2 separate regions of the Homo sapiens genome follow, and region 1 is linked to region 2. Evidence: chromatin loops called from intact Hi-C (ENCODE). Cell type or tissue: HCT116. All regions are shown on one strand. Each heading gives the region's core, and the rest is flanking DNA. Links, peaks and the distances in the headings are about the cores only. Region 1 has its middle 74 kb from the start of ALDH1A1. Region 2 overlaps LOC105376081 (a long non-coding RNA gene).

Region 1 (12,728 bases), core at 1,788-9,787, 72 kb after region 2:
TTTCAAAACCACCTATGTTTCTTTCAATATAGCATTTTACATAAAGAACACTTTGCATCCATTAAAAATGATAGCACTATCTCAATATTTATAACCATGAAGATGTCCCTGCCACTTTGCTGAGTAAAAAAGTAGACACCACACCACATGCGTAGGAAGGAATTATCTATATAAAATTATACATGCACCCAAACACATACACATATATCTGTAAAGAGATGATATCTGGAGGCATGTTCTCGTGTGTTCATGAAGAGATTTGGGAAGATATTTACCTTCTCTTCATACTTTGCTTGTGTTGATTTTTTTTTACAGTGAGCATATATTATTCTGTTAATAAAATGTTGATCTACTTTGATTTTTAAGTCATGCTTCTATAAATCAAAGTTTTTATCAGTATGTCCATTTCTGTCCTTACAACGGTTCACTTATTTTTCCTTATTGTAATATTGCTTGTGTAGTTCTCATAGTTCAGTGCTAAAACTCTTAACATTATTTGAAGATACAAAGTCAGTAGTATGCAAACCTTCCCAGGAAATGATACTGACACACATAGATTCCCAGGAAATGCTACTGACACACAATGGATTCTGACATGACCAGCCTCTATAATAAGAGGAAAGTGTGGTCCCTGTACACTAGCTTTCAAACCAATGGGAAAATACAAATGGGACCAACAAGCCTGTCTTGTCATGCTTGTATGATAGACATGGTGGTATCAAAAGGAAATAGGGGATTACTAATGCCAAAGTATATAGAAGAGGAAAGATAGCATGGTCCTAGCCGATTGTCTTTGGGAAACTCATCTATCTTTTGTGAATCTCTTCATTTTTCTCATTTGCAGTTTGCTGTGATGACTAGAAAAGTATATGTCAAATGTTGACTTATAAGAGGGTCTCAATTAATGAAGTTATGATTGCTATTTTTATTAATATTGTTGCTGCTGCTATATTGGGAAACGTAATATTGAAAATCACATGATAAGTTTTATCGATGTACTCATTTGAAATAGATAATTCATGTAAGGAAAAAAAGTATTCTTATTCTACAACACAGGAAATTCTCATTTTTCTTCTCTTTTTTTTTTTTTGAGATGGTGTCTCGCTCTTTTGCCCAGGCTGGACTGCAGTGGCACAACCTCAGCTCATTGCAACCTCCACCTCCTGGGCTCAAGCAATTCTCCTGCTTCAGCCTCCCAAGTAGTTGGGACTACAGGTGTGTACCACCACGCCCAGCTAATTTTAATAGAGATGGCATTTTACCATGTTGCCCAGGCTGGTCTCGAACTCCTGACCTCAAGTGATCCATCTGCCTTGGACACCCAAAGTGCTGGGATTACAGGCGTGAGCAACCACACCCAGCCACTTTTCTTAAAAATATAAAATATTACCAAATTTTTACTTTTTAAGTTATAAGGATTCAGCTCAAGAGTTCTTTTATGTCACTTATCTATGACGAAATATAAATTTTAATTTAACACCCCCTAGTTCATTCCTTGGCGACTCCAATTTTTCCATTGCAGAAATCACACAAATAAGTTTGCCTTCAGATAAACAACACTTGATTCGTGGCATATGCTCTACTGTGCTAAACTTTTTACTCTGTCTCAATTTCTACAAACCACAAACATTTTCTTTCAACCATTTTTTATTTTTTATAATATAATTTTTATAAATATTTTTTATTTTGGTAAATTTCACATTAGTAATGTGAAAAATTACCAATGAACATTGCACACATCGAAAGTGAAGACGAAAACAATAACAAAAGGGAGTTCACTGAATGTTCATTTACATTTTAAATAATAAACAACATGCATGACGTGATTTTTAAGAAGTGAAGGCAGTACTAATAAATTCCTCTTTAATTTTTCATGTATGTGTGTTCAGGCTTGTCAAGTAAATCATAATCACATGTGTTGGTTTGTGATGCGGTTTATTAGCTTCATATGCTCTGTATCTAATACATAGGACCATAGCAAAGAGAACAATTCTATTCTATTTTACAATAGCATTGGAAAGAAGAAAATGCTTAGGAATAAACATAACTAAGCAGGTGAAGAACTTTCACATCGAGAACTGTAAAACATTGCTAAAAGAAATTAAATAAGAAACAAATAAATGGCAAGACATCTCATGTTCATGGATCAAAATCCCAATGGTGTTTTTGCAGAAATAGAAAAATCCATCCTGAAATTCATGTGAAATCACAAGGGACCCTGAAGAGCTAAAACACTTGAAACAGAAGCACAAAGTTCGAAGTCTCACACTTCCTCTTTTCAAAAAGTACACAAACCTACACTAGTCAAAACAGTGTGGTACTGGCATAAAGAATGTGTAGACCAATGGAATAGAAGACAGAGTCTTGAAATAAACTCTCACATATATTATCAAATGATTTTTGACAAGAATGCCAAGATTATTCAATGGGGAAAAGACAGTCTTTTTAGAAAATGGTGCTGAGAAAACTGGCTATCCACATACAAAAGAATAAATTTGGACCCTTACACCATGTACAAAAATTAAAACTTAAACATAACAGCTAAAACGATAAAACTTCTATAAGAAAACATAGGTGAAAATTTTCATGACAGTGGGTTTAGCAATGAATTTTTGGATGTGACACCAACAGCACAGGGAACAAAGAAAAAAAAAATAGACCAATTTCTCCTTTGCCAATATTCACAAACTTTTTTGTATTAAAGGACACTCTCAACAGAGTAAAAAGGCAACCCACATAATGGGAGAAAATATTTGCAAATAATATATCTGATAAGAAATTCACATCCAGAATATAAAAAGAACTCCTAACAACTCAACAATAACAATAAAAACTTGGTTTAAAAACAGATGAAGACCGAATAAGCATTTCTTCAAAGAAGGTATACAAATCGTTAATAGGCCCATGGAAAGAAATGCTCAACAACACTAATCATCAGGGAAACGCAAATCAAAATTGCAACAATGAGATATTGCTTCATACCCATTAAGATTGCTATTAAAAATCAAAGCAAAAGAAAAACAAGACAGGAAATAAATGATGTTGGCAAGGACACGGAGAAACTGGAACTTTTGTTCATTCCTGATGGGACGTAAAACAATGCAGCTGCTGTGGAAAACAGTATGGTGGTTCCTCAAAAACTAAAACATTGAATTACATATAATTGACTAGACTCTCTCTGACCTAACTTTAGTTAGTCTCTCTTCAGCCCTCTTTTTAACTAGCTCTCATCTTTGGGGCCCTGTATTAGGCCTGCCTAGTCCAACTACAGCAAGAGTCCTGCTAAGTCTCTTTAGAGACAATCCCCCACCCTTGATATCTGATCACCCTTGGGATCTGATCAAGTTCTTCATCCCCCACATTTGATATCAGATCACCACAGTCTGGCTTCAGCAAGAATTCTGTTAAGTCAGGTGAGAAAGAACCACCTTACCTTCATGTGTCCTCTTAGTAATTTTCTGTCCACTGACTCAGTCACTCTGCTGATTGTCTCTGGACACCCAGCTGTCCTTGCTGTATTCTCTCTCCCCTAAGGCGATAGTCTTGCCACCTATCGCAACAGTCCAAAGTTTTCTTTACCATTTTCATAAGTTTCAGAACGATTTTTTTCTTTAACATGATCCAACAATTTTACTTCTGGGCATGTATCTTAAAGAATTGAAAACAGGATTTGAACAGATAATTTGTACACCCATGTTCAGCCAATCTGAATGCCTACTGAAGGATAAATGGATAAACAAAATATGGTATCCGTAAGCCATGAAACATTATTCGATCTTCAAAAGGAAGAAAATTCTGACACATGCTACAACATAAATGAAACTTCAAAATCCTATGCTAAGTGAAAAAGCCAATCACAGGACCAATATTGTATGATTCTGCTTATATAAGGTCTCTAGAGTAGTCAAATTCATGGAGACAAAAAGTAGAATGATAGTTGCCAGAAGCTGGGTGCGGGGGCAAATGGGAAATTATTGTTTAATGGGTACAGAGCTTCAGTTTGAGAAAATGAAAAAAGTTCTGGAGATGGGTGGTGATGCCTATATAACAATGTGAGTGTACTTCATGCCACTTTAATGCCACTGCCCTGTATACTTAAAAAATATTAAAATGGCACATTTTATGTTAAGTATACATTACCAGAATTTGAAAATGACTGAAACTCTCAACTGAAAAAAATTCTGCACACATTGGGCTTCCTTTCCAGTTTATAACATCATAATACAGTTCCATGTTACATATTATATGTTTCTCATTCAGCTGTTGCTGTGGAATAACTAGAGAAACTGGGCATGTGGTTAAACTTCTTTTCCAAGCATCTCCTCTTGTTGATTGCAAAAACATTTCTTTTTAGCTTAATCCTTTATTCATGTATTACTGCTAAACATTTTAGAGCTGAGTAAACCAAGACTCTTTTTTAATCCTTTATTTTAAAATGGCAGCATTAGAATATTTGAAATTTTCTTAAATGAATATAAAAGTCGCTCTTCTTTTATAAAGACAATTTTAAAGAATACTTGACCTGAGGAGTGCTTACTGTTACTACACTAATAAGTCTGGATTTTACTTGAAAATACAGTGAATTGGTTTAGAAGGCTGGAAACAAACTGAAGAACACATCTAATTCGTCTGTTCTAAGAAGGACTCACTCATTTTAGGAAAAGATGGTCCATTATGATTTTATTTTTTCTAAGACTCTAATTAGAGCCTATTCTACTTCTTAATAATACTATTCCAGTTTCAAATTGCCCATGTTTAACCATGTGCTCTTAATAAAATTTATGCTTTTTATTCTTCCTACTTAGGAAATAATACAGTCTGTTAACATAAAACATGTTTCCATAAACGAAATTTGCTTATATCTGCTAGAGGAATCGTGTTTTTTTGTAAAGAAGAAGTAGGTTCACTAAATTTGTGATTTCCACTAACATATTAATGTTTTGAAGTAAGCAGGGGTAAACTTTTTCTCAGTTAAAGAGAATCATTATCAGTACATGAAAATGTAAAGGAGGGGGGAAAGCTTAAATCCTGAAAATCCTCCAATAGCCTGCTGTCCACCTAGTTAGCTATTTGGTGAAACTAAGAGTGCACATGAAGACTCTCCAAAGACAGTTACTCTTGTGTTAAAAATTTTAAAGTGGTGATTAAGAAGTCTATTTTTTTATTTTGAAGAAATTGTTCCATTAAAAATGAAGGACCTCTTTGAGTTACATTTGGAGGAGAAACTATAAGCCCATGGTAAAAGGCTGCAAAGGGTGAAACTGCCACTGGAGGTTTAACTGTGTTGAAATTTTTATTGAAATTTTTATTGGAATTTTAGATTTTTTATGTTAGTACTCTGCTTACAAAGAAGAGTATGTTTTTAACGGCCTGCCTCTTGCCGTGTTTCCCCACCCCTACCACCAATAAGCCCTTCAGTGCACCTTTTCACAAAACTTTAGAATTCTCAGCATTGCATACATTATCTCATTTAATCCTTAGTAAGAGCTTTTTATGTTCAGTATAATTATGCCTTTTTTTTTTTTTTTTTTTTTAATGAGATAGAGTCTCACTCTGTCTCCCAGGCTGAAGTGCAGTGGCGCAATCTCGGCTCACTGCAAACTCTGCCTCCCGGGTTCAAGCAATTCTTCTGCCTCAGCCTCCCGAGTAGGCCATTTTTTTAAAGAACAGTTGACTGTGGTCCAATGGTATATTTGCAAGAATATATTCATCAAACGTTTTCCCCAAATGGTAACATTTCATTTCACCTTAGCTTTATCATTTTCTTTCTCTAAATTTTTACAGGTAAGTAACAGACATGCCACCCTGTTACCTCTATTTCAGAGTATATTTCCAAAAAATGAAAAAATTCTCTTATATAACCATAGTATAATTATTAAAATCAGAAAATTAACATTGATAAAATAATATTGTTTTCTTTAATTTGCCTAATAATATTCTTTATAGCAGAAGCACGTTGCATTTAGTCGTCGTGTTTCTATAAACTCCTTCAATCTAGAATAGTTTTGCAAGTTAGCCTTTGTCTCTCATAACCTTCACACTTCAGAAGAGTACAGGCTAATTCTTTGTTAGGCTGTCGTTAAATATGGCTTTGTCTGTTGTTTCTTCATGACTAGGTTCAGGTTGTGCATTTTTGTCAGAAAAACCAAATGGAAGTAGGTAGCTCTACACAGTTGCACAGCCAATTAAAGTTGGGGCCAGGATTTGAATTTCAGCAGGAATCCCAAGACTACATTCTCAACCTCCACTCATAACATCACAAACAATTACTAATTTCTCCTAAGGTATCTTTAACAAAGTTAATGGTTTCTGTAAATATCACTGAAGGTTTGCTCTAGCCTCTGCCACATGATAGAATGTAAGAGCAGGGAAATCAAATGACATCATAGTGTAAACCCATTATAGAATCCACATGTTTATTATCTATTACGTGGGAAATGCAATTCAAAAATTTGGACTGATGGAAAACTTTATCTAAATCTATTTTGTATGTCTTGTGTCACCAATTATATGGTCCCTCACTTGCTTATTTGGCTTCTGTCTTGGTTTCTGTCTTAAAGACTTGTTACATAATATGAAAATATCAGTTTTACTCTATAGTATTTCAATTTACATTTTCTAAAGAACATAATATAAACCGAATCAAATTCCAGAAATTCAACTCCTGAAAGCTTTGTGCATAGGTGGCAATTTCTATATAATACCCTGCTTTCCTAATTATTTCAAAATTCAACAGGTTAGCTAAGTAGATTTAAAAAATAGTAGCATGAGCCAACATTAATCATAAGAGCCCTAAAGAGAGACCTGTGTATTTTCAAATTCTATGTGCCTTGGGCTACTTTTTCTAATGTCACCATTACCATGCAAATTGAAACTTAAAGCAATAATCACTTAATACTGTAAATTATTTTTGATGTTTTGGTCATGAGTATCCTTTTCCTTTTTTTCTTTTTTCTTTTTTTTTCTTTACTTGAGACAGGATTTCATTTTGTCACACAGGCTGGAGTGCAGTGGTGCGATCATAGCTCACTGCAGCTTTGAACTCCTGGGCTCATGCAATCTTCCCAACTCAGCCTTCTGAGTAGCTAGGACTACAGGTGTGCACCACTACATCCAGCTTTTTTTTTTTAATTTTTATTTTTTTGTAGAGATGGAATCTCACTTTGCTGCCCAGGCTGAGTCTCAAATTCCTGGCTTCAAGTGATACTCCTGCCTCAGCCTCCCCGAAGTGCTGGGGTTACGGCCGCGAGCCACCACATGCAGCCATGCATATCTTTAAATGCAAACATGTTCTACAAATAGAAACATAAATTTACACCGGATATCCTCCATCATAAAATTTCAGTTTGTGTATTCTTAAAATATTATGATTGACTTGACTGGTAAAAGTAAGAAGTTCCTGAAAATAAGCACAGCATCTTGATATAAAGTGGTATTGCATCAAAAAGAATAAATAAGGAAATTATCCAATTCTGACTATAACTTCATAGTATAAGAATCATACTGTATCTCAGATCCTACTGTACACTTTCTGGACCTCATCCTGGAAAATCCATGGTGCCCATTGAGAAGAAGTAAGGACTGATATACAGTGACATGTGTCCGTTTTATTTAGTCCACTGTTTTCAAAGAGGAGGGTTTGACTCATTATAAGGTCATGATAAGTGCCTTTAAAAACCAAAATAAAACAATGGAAAATATCTCAAGGTGTCATATATAGTAAATGTAAATATTAACGTAAAATTTGGTTTTAGTGTGTGTGTATACACCTAAGTGTGTGTCTGCTCTTGTGTACACTATGGAAAGGGAAAATAATTTTTTTTACTATGACATAATCCAGAGAAATTGAAAGCCACTGGTTTAATAAGTTTTCATTTCAAACTGATTCTTTGCAGCTATTTCCTACAAGAAACAAATGTGATATATTTTATTATTCATTCATTGTCTCTCTTTTCTATCCATATTATGTATTTTTAGGGCCATTTTCACCATCCTCCCACCCCAGGCAATACACACAGATAGAAAAATGCTTCACTAGGAATGGTCTTCCCTATGCCCAACTTTCTCATTAATATTAAAGCAGTTTCAGCCAACATAGTAGTTATTTATTTCAGCTCTTAGAGTTCTTCCTTCCATTGGTAATGGCCCTAAATCTTTTCCTATCTGATGAAATTTCCCTGAACAAAACATCGATGTTTCTAATTTGATCACCATTATATACTGAGTTCCTACCAGGTAGTATAGGCTGTATTTGTTAAATAAATAAATGAGTAAAGACGTACTAATAAGAATGATCCTACCTACCAGTATACCAGACTTTCCTAAAATGTCCCTTGCTACTAAATTGTTAAATGTTAAATCTGATTCTCACGGGACTAAAAGCATTCTCCCCTTAGATTGTCTAATTTAAGAGGTAAGGTAGAGAAAAGGCTGTCTTCCTGATTGCAAATATGTTAGGATGGGCTGCACGTTAAATCTGGCTAACAAACATGTTTTGTTTTGGCCCACACATTTTAATTAATATCCTATATTTTGGTATTAGAAATTGTCTCATAAAATTCGGCTTGTTTTGAAAGATCCTAAGGTCTGACAGTAGGTCCACAGTTGGCTGGAGACAGGGTGGCTGATTTATTTAGAAAAAACGTGTGTGAATCTTCCCTTTTTGTTTGTCTCTACTACTAAGTTGTGAGTTCCTTATAATCCTCATATCATTTTTATTATGCAGAACTCAAGATATATGTGTGGGATGAATGCATAAATAATGAATGGGCCAGAATTCGGTTTTCAGGACAGTTTTCAAGATGGCTTAAATAGGCATAGGGTTTATTTTTCTGTCTTCTTTCTCGCTGCATCTAGAGTTTGTCCCACAGAAATCTTATCTAAACTCATGACTTTAACTATCATCCCTACCATAAGGCAAAATCTCCAACTCTGCCCTGTCACCCGGACTCTAATCAGATATCTCTAACTGTCCCTCAACTCAGACTTTCTGAGTCAAAAGTTTAATCTGTTATCTCACCAAAACATGCTTCCCAACTGACTGCCCCTATATAGATATAGGGGCATATATGTACGTATATTGTTTTGAGGCAGAGTCCCACTCTGTGGCCTAGGCTAGAATGTAGTGGCGCGATCTCAGCTCACTGCAACCTCTGCCTCCCAGATTCAAGCAATTCTCCTGTCTCAGCCTCCCGAATAGCTGGGATTACAGGGGCCAGCCACCATGCCCGGCTAATTTTTTTTTTTTTTTTTTGTATTTTTAGTACAAACAACGTTTCCACATGTTGGCCAGGCTGGTTTTGAACTCCTGACCTCAAATGATCCTCCTGCCTTGGCCTCCCAAATTGCTAGGATTACAGGCGTGATGTCACCACACCAGGCTGCCCCAATGTTTTTCACCACTGTCACCGTCCTCCCATGCATATAATCTTGAAGCCTCAGCAATTTGAGATTCTTCTTTCTTCCTCATCAGCCACATTCAGTGAGTTATCAAGTCTAGTTTATTCATTCTTCAAAATATTGAATGTCTCTTTTTTATCCTCATTTCCTTCCTCTCTCCAAGAGCAAGTTTTACCATCTTGATAAACAGACAATTGTTCTTCCTGCCTCAAGCCTCTTGTTTTTCAATACAGATTTATTTATAATATTAACAAATATTTATCAAATGCCCACCATTTATTTATCAAATATCCTATCTTAGAAGTTAGGGATACAACAGTAAACACAAGCAACAGAGCCCCTACCCTCATGAAACTTACAGCCAGTTAGTGATACAAGCAAACAGAAAACACATATATAATAATATAATGTCAGGTAGTAATAAATTATATGAAAAAAGCAGAGTAAGGGAATAGGGAATGATGGACTAGAGAGGTACAACTTTACTTTTTAATAATAACACCTCTTTTAAACATTTAAATTTACATGTACTTAAGAGAAATTTATAGCATACATTTTCCCAGATTAAACTTCCTGAAACATTTGGCCATATGCCACTTCTCTATTCATCTATACAATCATTCATCTATAAAATAAATGGGATAAAATCCAAAGCACTTAGTGCAAGGTTGTTTAATCTGGCCCTAGGTACTCTTTCTTGCTTTTAGTTTATACAGATAAAACTCTAACAATATTGACTATTTTCCTGCTTATTATGCTTTTCTACATGATTCATTAAAAGCCTCTCTCCTCTGGCGATTCTTCTCTAACAATAATAATCTCTCTGTTCTAAGTCATTCAGTATGGTACGGAATCTACTTGTAATTAACTGTCTCCTTGTGGCTATTTCATATTTTATCTTTCCAGCTGAGTGACACACTTTTGAAAAATGACTGTTTGATATTACCTTGTACTATTCTCAGTACTGACTCTTCTCAAACTTACAAAATTGTTGACATTAACTTAACACATATTTGTTAAGTAGGTGTTGACTAACCAATTACATGTGTTGACCACAGTCAGCCTTTGTGGTCTCTCTAGCCACAACCTAACATCCTCTATCCTTTTCTTTTGGTGACATTAAGCCTATATCTGGGATAGAATCATTACTTGAGTTGCCTACGTATGCCATTTATTTCCCGCTTCAAAGCAGCGTGTCACTATAACTCAAACAGATCTTGTATCACTGCGTTAGAATGAAATACTTTTTTTAACAGGATGCCAGCTTTTCACACTTGCCGCAAGGGGGAGCAGCAGTTCTTTTCCAGGAAGCGGAATGACGCCATAGTTTCATTCCCCAGCAATTACCCAAACATTTAATTCTCCCCCATATGATTTCCATACATCTTTGTGTTTTTTTCTCCTGCATGTATTTACCACAACTAAAGGGACAGTCCCTCTTCACTTTAAACATAAATTTTTATTTTAGTTCACTTGATTTTATCCCTCTAACCACTTATACTTGAATTTCTACTCCGGTTCTTAATTTCTTTATTTTAAATTGAGCTCAATATCTAAAATGGCGCCAGTACTTTTTGGGAAATATTTATTGTTGGAGGCAATCATTGAAGAAGATATCAGAACAAGTAATTTACCAATGAATATCTGACATGCACAACAGATAACATATATTTTTGTTACTCAGCTTGCCCATAGTGTTGAGTGAAGGTAGGTATTTAACACTTGCCAAATAGGAAATGTTCTTAATGAAAACTAGGAATTCCAATACTGTATATATATATACCATTCTAGAGCTAGCAGGACTATTAGAAAAAATCTGGACCAACGTCTTCTAGTTTACAAATAAGGACAGTAAGTCCCAGAAGGTCAAATGACTAAGTTAGTTCAAGGGCTCATTCTGTTCCAATGGTCTTTCTATTAAGTTCCACTGTCTCTCTTGTGATATTAATTATAGAAACCGGCCTGTAGTTTCAACATACAGCTAAAATAGTTATTTCCAAAGGTCTGCCAATATTATGCTAAGGATTTTTATAAAAATGTTGTTTTGGGTTCTGAATACTACAAAACATCTTGTGCTCACACAGTGCTAAATATTACCTTGCAATTGTTACAGTTAACCAAGCAGTTCTGTATGTGCCAATTTGGAGGCTTAGGTGGGGTGAAAAAAAACAAGTTAAATAAAAATAGTAGCAAGAGAAATATTGAAAATATTAGTACCACATAGTATGATTTTCCTTATGTTAAAAAAGCTATATAAATGTGTAAATGCATGAATAAAGTTCTGTAAAGCTATACGGTGGGAACTGTGAATTATGATACTCTGGAGAGAGAGAGGGAGAAGGTGAAATGCCTTCTAGAAGGTGCAAAAATTGGCCCCATGGGATTCACTCCAGTCAGTGGGTCACATCAACACTCCCAGAAGCTAGACCACTGTCTGAGCTACTATACGGCCACTGTCATGAAGATGTTTTAGAATAAGGTATTGATGGAGATGGAGAGAAGTGGCTGGTACTAAGTTCTGAATACCACACAGTATTCTGATGCTGTGTCTACCTTCATAATGTTTGAGTTTTAACAACAAATATGCATACATTTTGAGTTTATGAACAACTAGAAGGCAAAAATCAAAATTATAAAAGAAAATTCCCCATTAGCATTACTAACAAAAGATATTACTTATATAAAAGGCTGTTTAACTTTATAACAAGATATCTATTATTTTCCCACTGAAAATATAGTCAATCAGTGATTAACCAGCACAGTAGTAAGAGCTCAAAATTCAGCTCTATAGTAGCTCTGTAATGGAATAATAGCTAAGTAAGAGTGGAACTGTTTTGCAGCCGTACTTAAAAAAGTCTTATAAGATATTTCCTAGTAGATCAATTACATTATACCTGCTATTCACCACAGTGAATATTCTCAAGAGATAAAGGTATTTAGGCTTTATTATTGTTGGTTAAGTTCAGGCTGTGGAGGTTTTCTCTTTCCACGAACACTTGGCTCATGACAATGGCCAAGCCCTGGAATGCTACTTCTAGGCAGCCATGTATAGATTTCTTATAATATTTTTATGTCCATTAATATACCATCATCTTTGCTTATTAAAAATGTAATTATATTAATTATTTTCTTTTATATAAACTGAACTCCATAGTTTCTCCTTTCTAAAATTAGAATGTAACAAAATAATTTTGAACTCAAATACCTATTCTTTGTTCTTTATATGATTTCGGTTTATTTTATTAAAGGGAAACCTTTAGCCACTCAATTTCCCCTACCACAATGCCTCACATTGCCGTAAAGGAAATGGTATTTCAGTCTCCATTCCC
Region 2 (12,728 bases), core at 2,800-10,799:
GGCGGGGGAGATAAATGTTCACATTAATTTGTACTTCGTCTCTGAAGTTTTCAACTTGCAAAACATGCACAATAATTAACAGTGAGTTTTAATCATTACTCCAGTGAAGTTTAGAAATGTGAGTTTTGATTCTCTCACTGTTACTTAGAATAAAAATAGTTGGCCTATTCCTTAGTAAATTTGTGACTATTTCTGGCTTCTTACTGATGTTTGTAAATAAGTCAAAAATGCTAATAGGTAGAAATATGAAAATCAGATATTGCATTATGAAAAATGTGAAGATCAGTGGTACTATGGCATAGAAGTCAGTGAAAGATACATCTATGTGAAAGAACTTACTGCCATTTTTTTAAGAACTTGATCCTTTTCCAGTCACTCCAAATATGAACCGTTTCTATCACTAAATTTATCATTCTCATTTACAGGGAATTATGGAGAAGTACTAAATAAAGCCCGATTTGAAAAATTCCCATAAGCTTTGAATGAGCAGGAAAAATTCTCAAAACAAAGAAAAATCTCTCTGTAGAGATCTTGCACAGGCCCTGGTGTTGTGTTTAAGGTTACCTTCTGTTAAAGCTCTGTTTTTAAGCTACTCAGATTAGATTTTTGAAGCCATAAGGTAACTTTTCCAAGGCAGATTTGTGAGCTTTTATTTATTAAGTCAAGAACTGTCCATAGAACACCATTGTTATCATTTAGTTTGAGGTGATTGTTTATTAACATCAGGCTGAAAAGTGACTTAGCACCCATGAGATCCAGGGTTACCAGCTGTTCTTGTTCACAGATACTGCACACTAAAAAACAGGTGTCCTTGACAGTTACTGTCTTTTTCTAGTATACGGGGCTTGTTGAGGTTTCATCCTACATAATGTCCCTCAGTTATAAGGGGCAGAGATTTATGGTTAGATAATATGGTTGCAAGGATGCTCTAAGCCTTTCTTCTCTCTATAGAATGATTCTGACCAGAAAATAAAGATACTCAAGAGAATGTGTGAGGCATATTATGACTTAGTAGTATAGAAGAAGAAAAACTAGCAAAGCACACTGAAGGTAATTTTAAAATGTAAACTGTCTTATATTAAGTTGGTGCAAAAGTAATTGTGGTTTTGCCATTGAAATTTATTACGTGGCCGGGTGCAGTGGCTCATGCCTATAATCCCAGCACTTTGGGAGACTGAGGTGGGTTGATCACCTGAGGTCAGGAGTTTGAGACCAGCCTGGCCAACATGGCAAAGCCCCATCTCTACTAAAAATACAAAAATTAGCTGGGTGTGGAGGCGTGTGCCTGTAATCCCAGCTACCTGGGAGGCTGAGGCAGGAGAATTGCTTGAACCTGGGAGGAAGAGGTTGTAGTCAGCCGAGATTGTGCCATTGCACTCCAGCCTGGGCAACAAGAGTGAAACTCCATCTCAAAACAAAACAAAAAAACACTAATTATTTTGCACCCAACCTACCAGAAAGGTAATTATATACAAAATACTAAATAGAACCTCAGAGATAATTATAACCAGTACTAGAAAATAAACAACTCTCTTTTCATACTAAACTTTATTATTGCTGTATTATCTATATATTTCTCCTCTTCCTTCTGATATTTTTATTCTCAGTGGTGTAAAGGAAATATTTCAAAACTTTTGCAGCAACTGTCTTTAAAGTTTCGACATATGTGAGAGATATCACATAGATGTTAAAGATGATCGTTTTGAACATATGTGATAGATAAATGCTGGTTGTCTCTCAGCCTTTGCAATTCTCATTCAGTGCTGATGAATAATGTTTAATATGAATGTCATGCATTATTCCAACTTTTTTTCTTGTATGCAGAAAAAAATGTTCGAATCATGTATTTATATTTTAAAAAAGAGTCTGAAACAGGGAATTGTCTATAATTTATAAAATTGTGTACCTTTTAAGGTGTCAACATTGATATTTGGGCTACTGGAAAAAGAGACAAAGAACTTAGCCAGGACTCACTTATGAAACTTCACGCTCTGAGCCAGCCCCATGTTTAAGACATAGGAGCTATGCAAGAGAACCATGAGGGAAGAATTAGAAGGTTAGGCCTGGGGGAATTCGGCTCGACTATGTCTCCATAATCTTACCCCAGTCAGTATGAGAAATGATACTCCTTAATTATAATTTCAATTTAAAATACTTCTTGCACAATTACAAAATCAACCATTCACTTGACTAAACAGCAATGTTATTTTTCTCTGGAGTTGGTTTTCAAATTTTGGGGACGGAAAATTTGTATTTTTTTCATTGCAACTCTAACAAATTACCACACATTTAGTGGCTTAAAACAACACAAATGTATCATCTTAGAGTTCTGTGGGTAACAAATTCAAAATAACCATCACTAGGTTAAAATCTGGGTGTCAGCAGTATGGAATTCTTTTCTGGAGGCTGTCAGGAAGAATCCATCACCTTGCCTTTCCGGCCTCAAACACTGCCCAGATTTGCTGGTTGTGACCCTCTCCCTTTATCTTTGAAGCCAGCAGCATAGCAGGTCTCCAACATTGCCCCATTGTCACATCGCCCTTTCTGACTGCTTCTTCCAGTTTTAAGGTTTCTTGTGATTACCTTAGGCCTGCCCACATGATCCAGGCTAATCTCTGATTTAAGGTCAGCTGATTAGCAACCTTAATACTGTTTGCAACTTTAGTTCCCCTTTGCCGTGTAACCTGACATATTCACGTGTTCTGGGGAGTAGGACATAACTTAGAGAGGTGAATGGAGTTTTGAGCTGCAACTTGTTGCAGCTAATCAAATTAATCAAATTAATTGCCTACTAAATCACAAAAGAAATCAAAATTCACCAAAGATATATAACAACTCTAGGTATCAAAGACACAATAATCACACTGAACAGAATATGATGTAAAGAACCAGAAAAGTCAGTCTCAAGGGGAAATACAGTCAACAAAGACCAATCCTGAGATGAGCTGGATGTTGAAATTATCAGATAAGGATTTTTAAACAGCTGATATAACTATGCTTAAGGATTTCTTTCTTTTAACTGCTTATAATAAAAGAAAAGAGAAAAATCATACCCCAGAAACAGAATATATGAAAAATAACCAGGTAGAAATTATATAACTAAAAAACCCAATATCTAATTTTTTTAAATAGGCTTAATAGCAGAATGGAAATCATATAAAGAAGAGTTAGTAAAATTAATATGGATTAATATAAATTAGACAATTTTTAAAAAGAGAAAACATAATTTAAAAAGAAAGAACTGAGCCTCAGAAATCTTGTAAAAGTATATGAAAATTTCTAATATTTATAATCAGACTCTCAGAAGAAAAAGGCAGAGAGAAGTGGTAGGAAAAAATGTGAAGAAATAATGGATAAACTTCTCAAGTTTCGTGAAAGTCAGTGTTTCACAGGTTCAAGAAGGTTGGCACCACCTATCAGAAGAAATATGAAGAAAGTCACACCTAAGCTCATCCTCATCAGATGGTTGAAATCCAGAGATAAAGAGAAAATCATGAAAGTAAGCGGAACAAAGAACAACAATACATCACACAGAAGGGAACACAATTCAAGTTCATGGAAAATCTTTAAAAATATTTATAAATTGGAAAGGTGGGAAAATTAAGTACTGAAAGAAAAAATAATTGACAACCCAGAATTCCATGTCCAGCAAAAAATCCCTCATAAGTGAAGGCAAAATAGTACATGTTTCAGATATCAGAAAACTAAGAGAATGTATTGTCCTTGTACATGCACCAGGAGAGATGCTGAAAGAAAGTTCTGAGGATGAAGAAAAAGTAGGTAGTAGAGAAAAATTCATATATTAAGGAAGAAAGAAAAAATCATTATAAATGATAAATATCTGGGTAAATTTAAAATATTATTTTTTCTCTGAATTTAAAAAAAATACATGTGACTATATACATACAACATTTTCTTGTGGGATCTTAATGTGCAAAGAAGCACAAGAAACTTGGGGTTAATTAAAATAATTCATACATTGTGTGTGGTGGTGGTTTTATGGATATATTGGTCTATTAAAATTAGTTGAATTGTATACTTTAAAAGCTTGCAGTTTTGGGGGGCATGTAAATCATATATAATAAAGTAACTTAACAAAAGATCCTGAGAAGAAGGGGCATGACAAGTTACAAATGCAATAGATGGCCAGTAAATAGTAATAGTAGGTGTGACTCTCATATGCTTTGCTTCCTTATGTTTTTCCTTGTATAGTTCCAGGAACTCTAAATGTAGGGAACTATGTCATAATATATCACTGTGGGAAGATTAATCAGAAAAATAATTAGTCCTTCAAATATGAGTACCTTTTTATTGTTATGAGGTAAAATTTAATTTATCCATCTAAAAATTAGAGTATGGATATTACGTATTTACTAAGCCCAAATATTTTACAGTCATTCATTCTTGATTCTTCTTTTATTTGGAATTTTAAAAGTGTAAGTTTAATTGTCAAAAATATATCTTAAATCCATCCATCTCTACATCCCCTACTCTGACCTGAGTCACCAACATCTGTAGTTGCTGCCTGGTAAACTACAACCACTTCTGAATGGTCTCCCCGCTCCTGTCTTGGCACAACCAATTTATTCATCACTCAGCAGTCACAGAGATCTGCTTTAACTCTGCCTAAACCCCTCCAATGGCTTTCAATGGACTGCAAGTAAAACCCATACTCTTTATTATTTCCTACAAGGCACTAAGTTGCCTGATCCAGGCCCTGTCATACTGCCTGAGCCTCTCTCTTTTACTCACTGAGATCTTGTCACACTAGCTCATAAGTTGCAAGATATTATCAACGTATTTCTTCCATCAGGGCCTTTTAGCTTTCTGTTCTCTCATCTGAAGCATTCTCTCTCACACTCACCTTCTCATTTTCAGCATGGTCAACTTCTATTCATTCTTCAAGATTCACTTCAAAAGTTGTTCCCACTGAGAAAACTCCTCTAACCAACCTTACCTAATCAGATCTCCCCAGTAATGTATACGCACAGTACTCTATTTACATCTTTGCTAATATTTATTACAATCTTTCAATTTTTTAACATATGTGTTCAGTCATTTGCTTCTATCCTTTTTCACTAGAATATAAACTTTATCAGACACACTGAGTCTTTTGTTCATCACTGCATTTTTTATTCTAAACTAAGTGTTCATCGTGTAGTAAATATTCAATAAATATTGAATGAATGAGAGTGGAACGATGTATAAGCAAATTAATAAATACACATTGGATCAATGCTGTTTGTAAACTAAATTCTATAATTTTTTATTCATGAAATATTAACAATGCTTTTTTAATGAAAATTTCTTATAAGTTTCTTCCCGATTCTTCCTCTTATATCAGCTGCCCAAGAACTGAAAGAAATTATGGTGGAGCTGGAAAAAGTCCAGGAAAATTTAAAACTTGCACATAGCCATCCAAATGCAACAGTATCCCCAGGGAAGATGATGTCCTGGGATTTGGATGTAGAAACAGAACAAGAGAATAAAAACAAGCTTACAAATGTAATCTTTTCTCATGGCTTTAGAATAACTAAAATAACTCTTAATAACATTAATCTGGTTACCTTCAAGTAAATATCCTTCGGATATTTGAGTTTCTGATGCACAAGGCAGTCCATTAACAAACTGAAACGACCATGTTGATTGACATCCAGAAGGAATATATTTGAAGACATTTATTTCATAGATACCAAAATGCATATTTGCCATTTTCTTTTATGGGTCTTTTTTTTTTTTGACTCATGAAGATTTAAGAAGCACTTCACAATGTCATGTTGAGATATAGATTCTGACTTTTAGATAAAGCACATTTTCTAGATAAGTAACTCACTAGATTCATATTGTGCCTTAGCTTGAGAATATTCAAAACTATAGATGCTGTATCATTGAAAGAGGAGACTATTCCCTCTGACTTTTGTAGAAAATGGCCTGACATGTATATTGCAATTTAAAGTTTTATTGAATCAATGATTATAATTAAGATAAAACATGATCTTGAGTGGTAATAACCAGACCTAATTTTAGGGTGAACAGCAGAGGAATAATGTAGCAAATGAAATAAAACCATCATTAACTTCATAAAAACTTTGAGTAGTATTTTGAAAGCCCTCAGAACCTGAAATAATTTTACATATATATTTATATGTGTATATATATATGTGTTGTGTGTGTGTGCGTATGTATATATAATGTTTTCATGATACTTGTGGCTAGCCAAGATCTAGGGAAAGAATACAATGGAAAAGTATCTTAAAATGTGTGTGTGTATGTGTGTGTGTGTGAAGAAACAAGCATGTTACTTTGCAGATATGGTTCCCTAGCCATCCCTTTTCCATGCAGGCACTTATAAGTAAGTTATCTGCTATTTTGGATTCTTTGAATGGCTGATCCCCATTTCATACCATGTCATAGCAGGCATAACTGACCGTGGAAAGCAAAATCCAAATTAATAGACAACATGTGGCTATTCCTGTCCATATGTGACTCACTGTTTATTGCTCCTCTACTTGACACTCACTCCAGCTCCATGTCCAGGTACTCCACATTTGCTTTTACCTGTGAAAGAGCCAATCCTGAAGCAATGACACACGGAGTTGGCCCAATTCCATTCATGAGCTCTAATCACCTCCTTCTTTCTTACTGGATTTCTGCTTCCCACTTAGCTCCCGGAATGTTCTTTCCCTGAGTATGAGAAACTGCTCTTGCCTGAGTCACCTCTTTATCATGGGTTGAGTCAATACCTAACCACCTCTCCTACTCCATCCAGACCTGCATCCACACCTATGCACGCGCGCGCGCGCGCACACACACACACACACACACACTTTCTTAGGAGATTAGGATTCAGTTTCCTACAACCACACTTTTTACTCAGCAGCCTCTAGGTTAGAGTCAGACGCACAGTAGATGCACAAGACACACTCATTGGCTCAGCCATAATGCCCCCATTGGGCTCATAATCACAGGTTATTAATTACTTTTAAGGTAAGATAAAACGTTTTCCATATTTAACTTCACATGAGATATATTTTCCCTGAGTTTTCTTTTTTTCTTTTAGAAAAAAGTTGGTAAAAATATGTAAGAAGCATATATCTTAAACACATCTTGGGATTAAAAGTCAATAAATAACCCACTTTTTACAGAACAATGCATTTGACCTAAGGGGAAAAAAAACACACACAATTATTTTTACTCCCAGTTGAACTAGAGGAAATCAGAATGATGGAGCCGAGCAAGCCAGAGGCAGTAACCATTTTAATCAAGATTATCATTTTTAAATCTTGTTCTATTTTTTTCTTTTATTGGCACATAATATTTTACATGCTCATGGGGTACATGTGAGAATTTTTACGTGTATAGAATGTGTAATGATTGAGTCAGGGTAGTTGGGGTATCCATCACTTTGAGTATTTATTGTTTCTATGTGTTGGTAACATTTCCAGTCCTCTTTTCTAGCTACTTTGAAATGTTGCTATCCTTTGAGAGTCATGAAAAAGTGGGAGGACATTTCAGTTGCATTTTCTTCTTCATCAGTGCTTTTTCCCCTTCAATGATAAGTATTATAATTGATCTTAATTACTAGTATCTTGATTTTCAGTGGTGAAATGTAATCATTAGTTGTCGTTTACAAATTGTCATTAATGTTCTTGTTATAAATTTTTAAATTCACTTCAATGTAACAAATATTTACTATACTCTTACTATCATGACCTTCTCAGATTTACTTTCTTGCTTACAAGATTCCTGTCTGTAAACAGTGTCCTAGTTAGAACCTCAACTGTTCTGTTTCCAACACCTAATGTAGTGAATGAATGAGTAGATAGTATGAAGAATGTTCCCTATCTTGGCAACATAAGCTGAGTGTAAATACTTGTCTCTGATACAAGAGAAAACATAAAAAGAACTTTAAAAAAGGTAAAAGTATTGTGAAAGTAATCACATTATTTCTGATAGTATTTGTCCCACAAATGCATCTTAAAATGAATTAAATATTTCTCTGCTTTTAAACTCTAAAGCAGCTAATAAATTACCACAGATTCCACAGGAAATATTTCAAGATAACTTGCAAATTCATAAATCAGTAAGCTAGGTTTCTCAAAGCTTAAGTAATCCATGAAAATATTGAGAACACAGAACATTTGACTTTGCAAATCTTGAAAGAGAATTAATTTTATGACAAAATTAAAGTATGTAATTATAAATATGGATTTTAATTTAACTATTTTATCTTCTCTACCCCATATTCTAGTTCCACAGTTCTTTAGAACACTGATATTTCATAGCAGCATAGCAAATTAAACATGAGAACAGTTAGCTAAAAATCACTTGAACTCACTATAACAAAATATCAACTGTGGATTTTGACTTAAAGAAATATAAAAATATGACTCCCATTGACTGTAACATTAATTGTTGAAAATGTTATTAATGTAAAACTTATTATCAATCTAGGCAACTAAAACTTACAGTGATATAGTGATATTCCTCTAACATTTAGACCATTAATTAAAATAATTAATTTTGTGTTCTTTCTGGGAGAATAATTTTATTTCAGAAGGCAGATGAATGGTAGACATGGAACACATTTTGTTCTTATGACACTTTTGGAAAGTCAAGATCTAGGGAAAATATACAGTGAAAATGTTTCTTAAAATTATGATTGAAAATGCAAAATCTTCAAAGCCATCTTCAAAATCTGAAGTAATAGCTATTGCTATGGCTTAAATATTTGTGCCCTCCAAAACTCATGTTGGTATTTAACTGCCATTGTAATAGTGTTAAGAGGTGGAGCCTTGCAGAGGTGATTAGGCCTTGAGAGCTCAATCCTCATGGGCGAGTTTAAAGCCTTAATAAAATGGGTTTTGGTGAGTAAGCTCTCTTTCTTGCTCTTCTGTTTCCGGAACCTAGCCAGGTCCGGCTGCATTTTCTCAGGGCCCAATAAGGAGAAGCAGACAAACTAGGAAAGAAGGGAATTTACTGCTATAACCAGACTCAGGGAGTAGGTCAGCGATAATTCCACCAGACCAACTCGAAGTGTAACAATTTTCTTAGTGCTTATCTAGGCTGGGGTCATGTGCCAATGTGAAGCATTCACCGAAGTCTATTGTAACGAATTTTGTTTCAGCTAGAAGGTCAGAGGCAAAAAAGTGCTTGCTAAGTTTGATTAAGCTGTAAGGTTCCCAGTACCTTCAAGCCCTGTCTACTGTGGTACTGGAGTGATTATTTCTAGCCTATCTCCTTTACAGCTTGGTTCAGAGAGCTGCCTTAGACTCTCCAATAAATCTATTCAAACAGCTGCCTCCGTTACCTTGACTCATCTCAGATTTCATCAACCAGAGACGGGTCCTGGCACTAGGGATGTAAGGGTGTCTCTATCATTCTCCCTTGCTCCAGCAAGGGAAAAGCCCATGCAAACCTCCTACTGACCATATTTTTCATTTCTAGCTTTGATGTCTGGGCACGATTTCCTTAGGTTTAACTATCCGCTCAGTGTTAAGGCAGTGCTGTGGAAATCTGTCTATCTAACTGGGGTGCTAGGCAGGCCTGTCTGTGTGATTGTCAGGGAGAACTGGCCTGCCACACTTCCACCTTCGATCATGGCATTGTGGTAAAGTAAGAAGGCCCTTGCCAGGGGCCAACCCCTCAAGCTTGGACTTCACAGCCTCCAGAACTGTAAGAAAATAAATTTATGTTTAGTATAAATTACCCAGTCTCAGGTATTCTATTACAGTAGCACAAAACGGGCTAAGACAAAAAATTGGTGCCCAGATGTGGGGCTGTTGCCATAATCAATACCTAAAATGTAGAAGCGGCTTTGAACTGAGTAAAGGGTAAAGGCTGGAAGAATTTGGAGGAGCAGGCTAGAAAAAGCCTTGATTGATGTAAATAAAGAGTTAAGGGCAATTCTTGTGAGTGCTCAGAAAAAGATAACTGTAGAGAAAGGCGGAAACTTCTTAGAGATTATAGTTGCCCTTCCATGTCCATGAATCCCACATCTGTGGATTCAACAAAACATGGATAAAAAATATTTAGGAAAAAATTCACAATGTTCCAAAACACAAAATTTGAATTTGCAGTGTGCCAAGTACAATGTTGAATACTGTACTGTTGAAGTAATGTGTAAGCTTTGTATTAGGTAGTGTAAGTAATCTAGAGATGATTTAAAGTATACATATGAAAGGATGTGCATAGATTATATGCAAATACTATGACATTTTACATAAGGAACTTGAGCAGTCATGGATTTTGGTATCAATTGGGGGTCTTGGAACCAATTCCTTATAGATACTGAGGGACAACTCTACTTAAGTGATCGTGACCAGAGTGTTGATAGAAATATAGACAGTAAAGGTAATTCTGATGAGGTCTCAGATGGAAATGAGGAACAAGGTATTGGGAACTGGAGAAATGATATCCTTATTATAAAGTGGCAAAGAACTTGGCTGAATTATGTCCCTGTTTGAGTGGCAGAATTTATGAGCCATGTACTAGGATATCTGGCTGAAGAAATCTATCCGTAGCAAAGCACTGATGGAGCTGCATGATTTCTTCCAATAGCATATAGCAAAACTCAATAAGAGAGAAATTATTGAAAGATAGAATTCGTAATTAAAAAGGAAGCAGGCTGGGTGCAGTGGCTCATGGCTGTACTGCCAGCACTTTGGGAGGCTGAGGCAGAAGAATTGCTTGAGCCCATGAGTTCAACAGCAGCCTGGGCAACATGGCAAAATCCTGTCTCTACTCAAAAACAAAACAAAATGCAACAAAAATTATCCAGGTGTGATGGTGTACACCTGTGGTCCCAGCTACTCAGGAGGCTGAGATGGGAGAATTGCTTGAGCCCAGGTGGTCTAGGCTGCAGTAAGCCATATTCATGCCACTGCACTCAAGTGAGACCCTGTCTCAAATAAATAAATAAATAAATAAATAAATAAATAAATAAATGAAAAGGTATCAGATATAAAAAAAAATGGAGCATCCCCAGCCTGGCCATGTAAAGAATAAAAATATGTTTGGGAGAGAATACAAAGGGTATGTCCAAGCAACTCTTTGATGAGATTAGTATGAACAGAAGAAAGCATGGTGCTATATATCAAGATAATGGGAGAAAGATTCTGAAGTCATTTCAAAGATCTTTGAGGCTGTCCTTCCTATCTCAAGCTGAGTTCTAGAGTCTTGAGGTAGAATGGCTTCAGGGGACAGTCATGGGGGGCTGATGGGGCATCAGGCCTTGCTGCCTTGACCACTCCAGTTATGGCTCAAGTAGACCCAGATGTGGCTTCACCTGCTACTCCAGAATGTATAAGCTGTAAATCTTGGCAGCATCCACCTCGTGCTAATTTTCAGGTGCATAGTACAAGAGCTGTAGAAGCATGGCTGCCTCCAACTAGATTTTAAAGTACCTACTAAATAGACTGGAGGCCCAGACAAAAAACTGCAGCAGTAGTGGAGTCATTCCAAAGAGTCTCCACTGAGGCAGTGCCAAGTGGAGCCAGCTCCAAATCCCAGAACAATGGAGCTACCATAGCGGAGTGCAAAGCCAACCTGGGAAAGCTACAGGCATTCTACTCCAATATGCAAAAGCAGTTACGTGGGCTGTAGTCAGCAAAGCTACGGGAGTGGGGCTCCCCAGGACCTCAAAGGCTCAGTCTCTACCACAGTGTGTCGGGGAGGTGAGACACAGAGTCAAGAAAGGTTATTCTGGAGCCTTAACACTATCAAACAACATGTTTCATGTTGTTTGTCCTGTTTGGTTTTAGACTTACTTGGGATCTGTTTGTTACTTCTTCCTTCTTGCCTATGAGAATGTCTATCCTATGCCCATCCCACCGCTGTATTTTAGAAGCATATAACATATTTAATTTACAGGCTCACAGCTGAAGGGGATTTGCTTCAGGATAAATTATGCCTTGAGTCTCACGCATATCTCATTTAGATGAGACTCTGGACTTTGAACTTACGAGTTGGTGCTGGAACGAGTTAAGACTTTTAGGGATGAAATGAATCTATCTTGTATGTGAGAAGGACATGAGTTTTGGGGTGCCAAGCACAGAATGCTGTGGTTTGAATGTTTTTCCCCTCTAAAATTCATGTTGAGATTTGATTGCCATTGTAACAGTACTAAGGGGTGTGGCTTGTAAGAAGTCACTAGGCCATGAGGGTTCCAGCCCAATAGGTAGGTTTAATGCCTTAATGAAAGTGTTGTCAGGAGTTGGACTCTCTCTTTTGCCCCCTTGCCTTCTGCCATGGAATGATGAAGCAAGAAGGCTCTCTCCAGATGCCAGCCCCTCAATCTTGAACTTGTCAGCCTTCAGAACTATGAGAAAATAAATTTCTCTTCATTATAAAGTACCCACTCTCAGGTATTCTGTTATCGCAGCACAAAACAGACTAAAGCAGATGCTTACCCATCTATTCATTCCACAATTATTTATTAAGTTAATGTTGACTATTCCCTAGGGACATTTTAGTTAATAAAATGTTCATTTTGTTATTTACCTCATTTTGCTTATCGCTTATTTAGAGTACAGGTAGAAATTACCCTTTAAAAGCATGTATTGGGTTTTGTAAAGTAACTCTTAAAGGTTTTCTCCTTCCCTCAAATAAGCACTCAGTTACTTGAAAAAATTAAAAGACAACAGAAACAAACTGTTCAATTCAAAGTTTCAAACTATTTACCCCAACATTTCTGGAGCAGTTTAAAAATATACATATATTTTAAAACA

The links. A loop is a pair of places that touch in the nucleus more often than their neighbours do. Peaks named below come from ENCODE experiments on the same cell type or tissue, not always from the same donor. Only the 100,000 strongest peaks of a DNase experiment are listed, where the experiment ranks them.
Region 1: a loop joins it to region 2, with 2.7 times the contacts of the local background. A loop is called at or near these places in 2 of 110 quality-filtered maps.

Annotation. Positions count from the first base shown.
Region 1 is chr9:73,021,100-73,033,827 of GRCh38, reverse strand. No RefSeq gene overlaps it. Among named protein-coding and RNA genes, the nearest start is that of ALDH1A1, 74 kb to the right of the region's middle. In HCT116, for the core only: no CTCF peak of the experiment used is centred there; no DNase peak of the experiment used is centred there.
Region 2 is chr9:73,094,430-73,107,157 of GRCh38, reverse strand. All of the region lies in intron 2 of LOC105376081 (a long non-coding RNA gene), which reads left to right. Among named protein-coding and RNA genes, the nearest start is that of ANXA1, 51 kb to the left of the region's middle. RefSeq lists a silencer at 11,979-12,179. In HCT116, for the core only: no CTCF peak of the experiment used is centred there; a DNase peak (open chromatin) is centred at 6,707.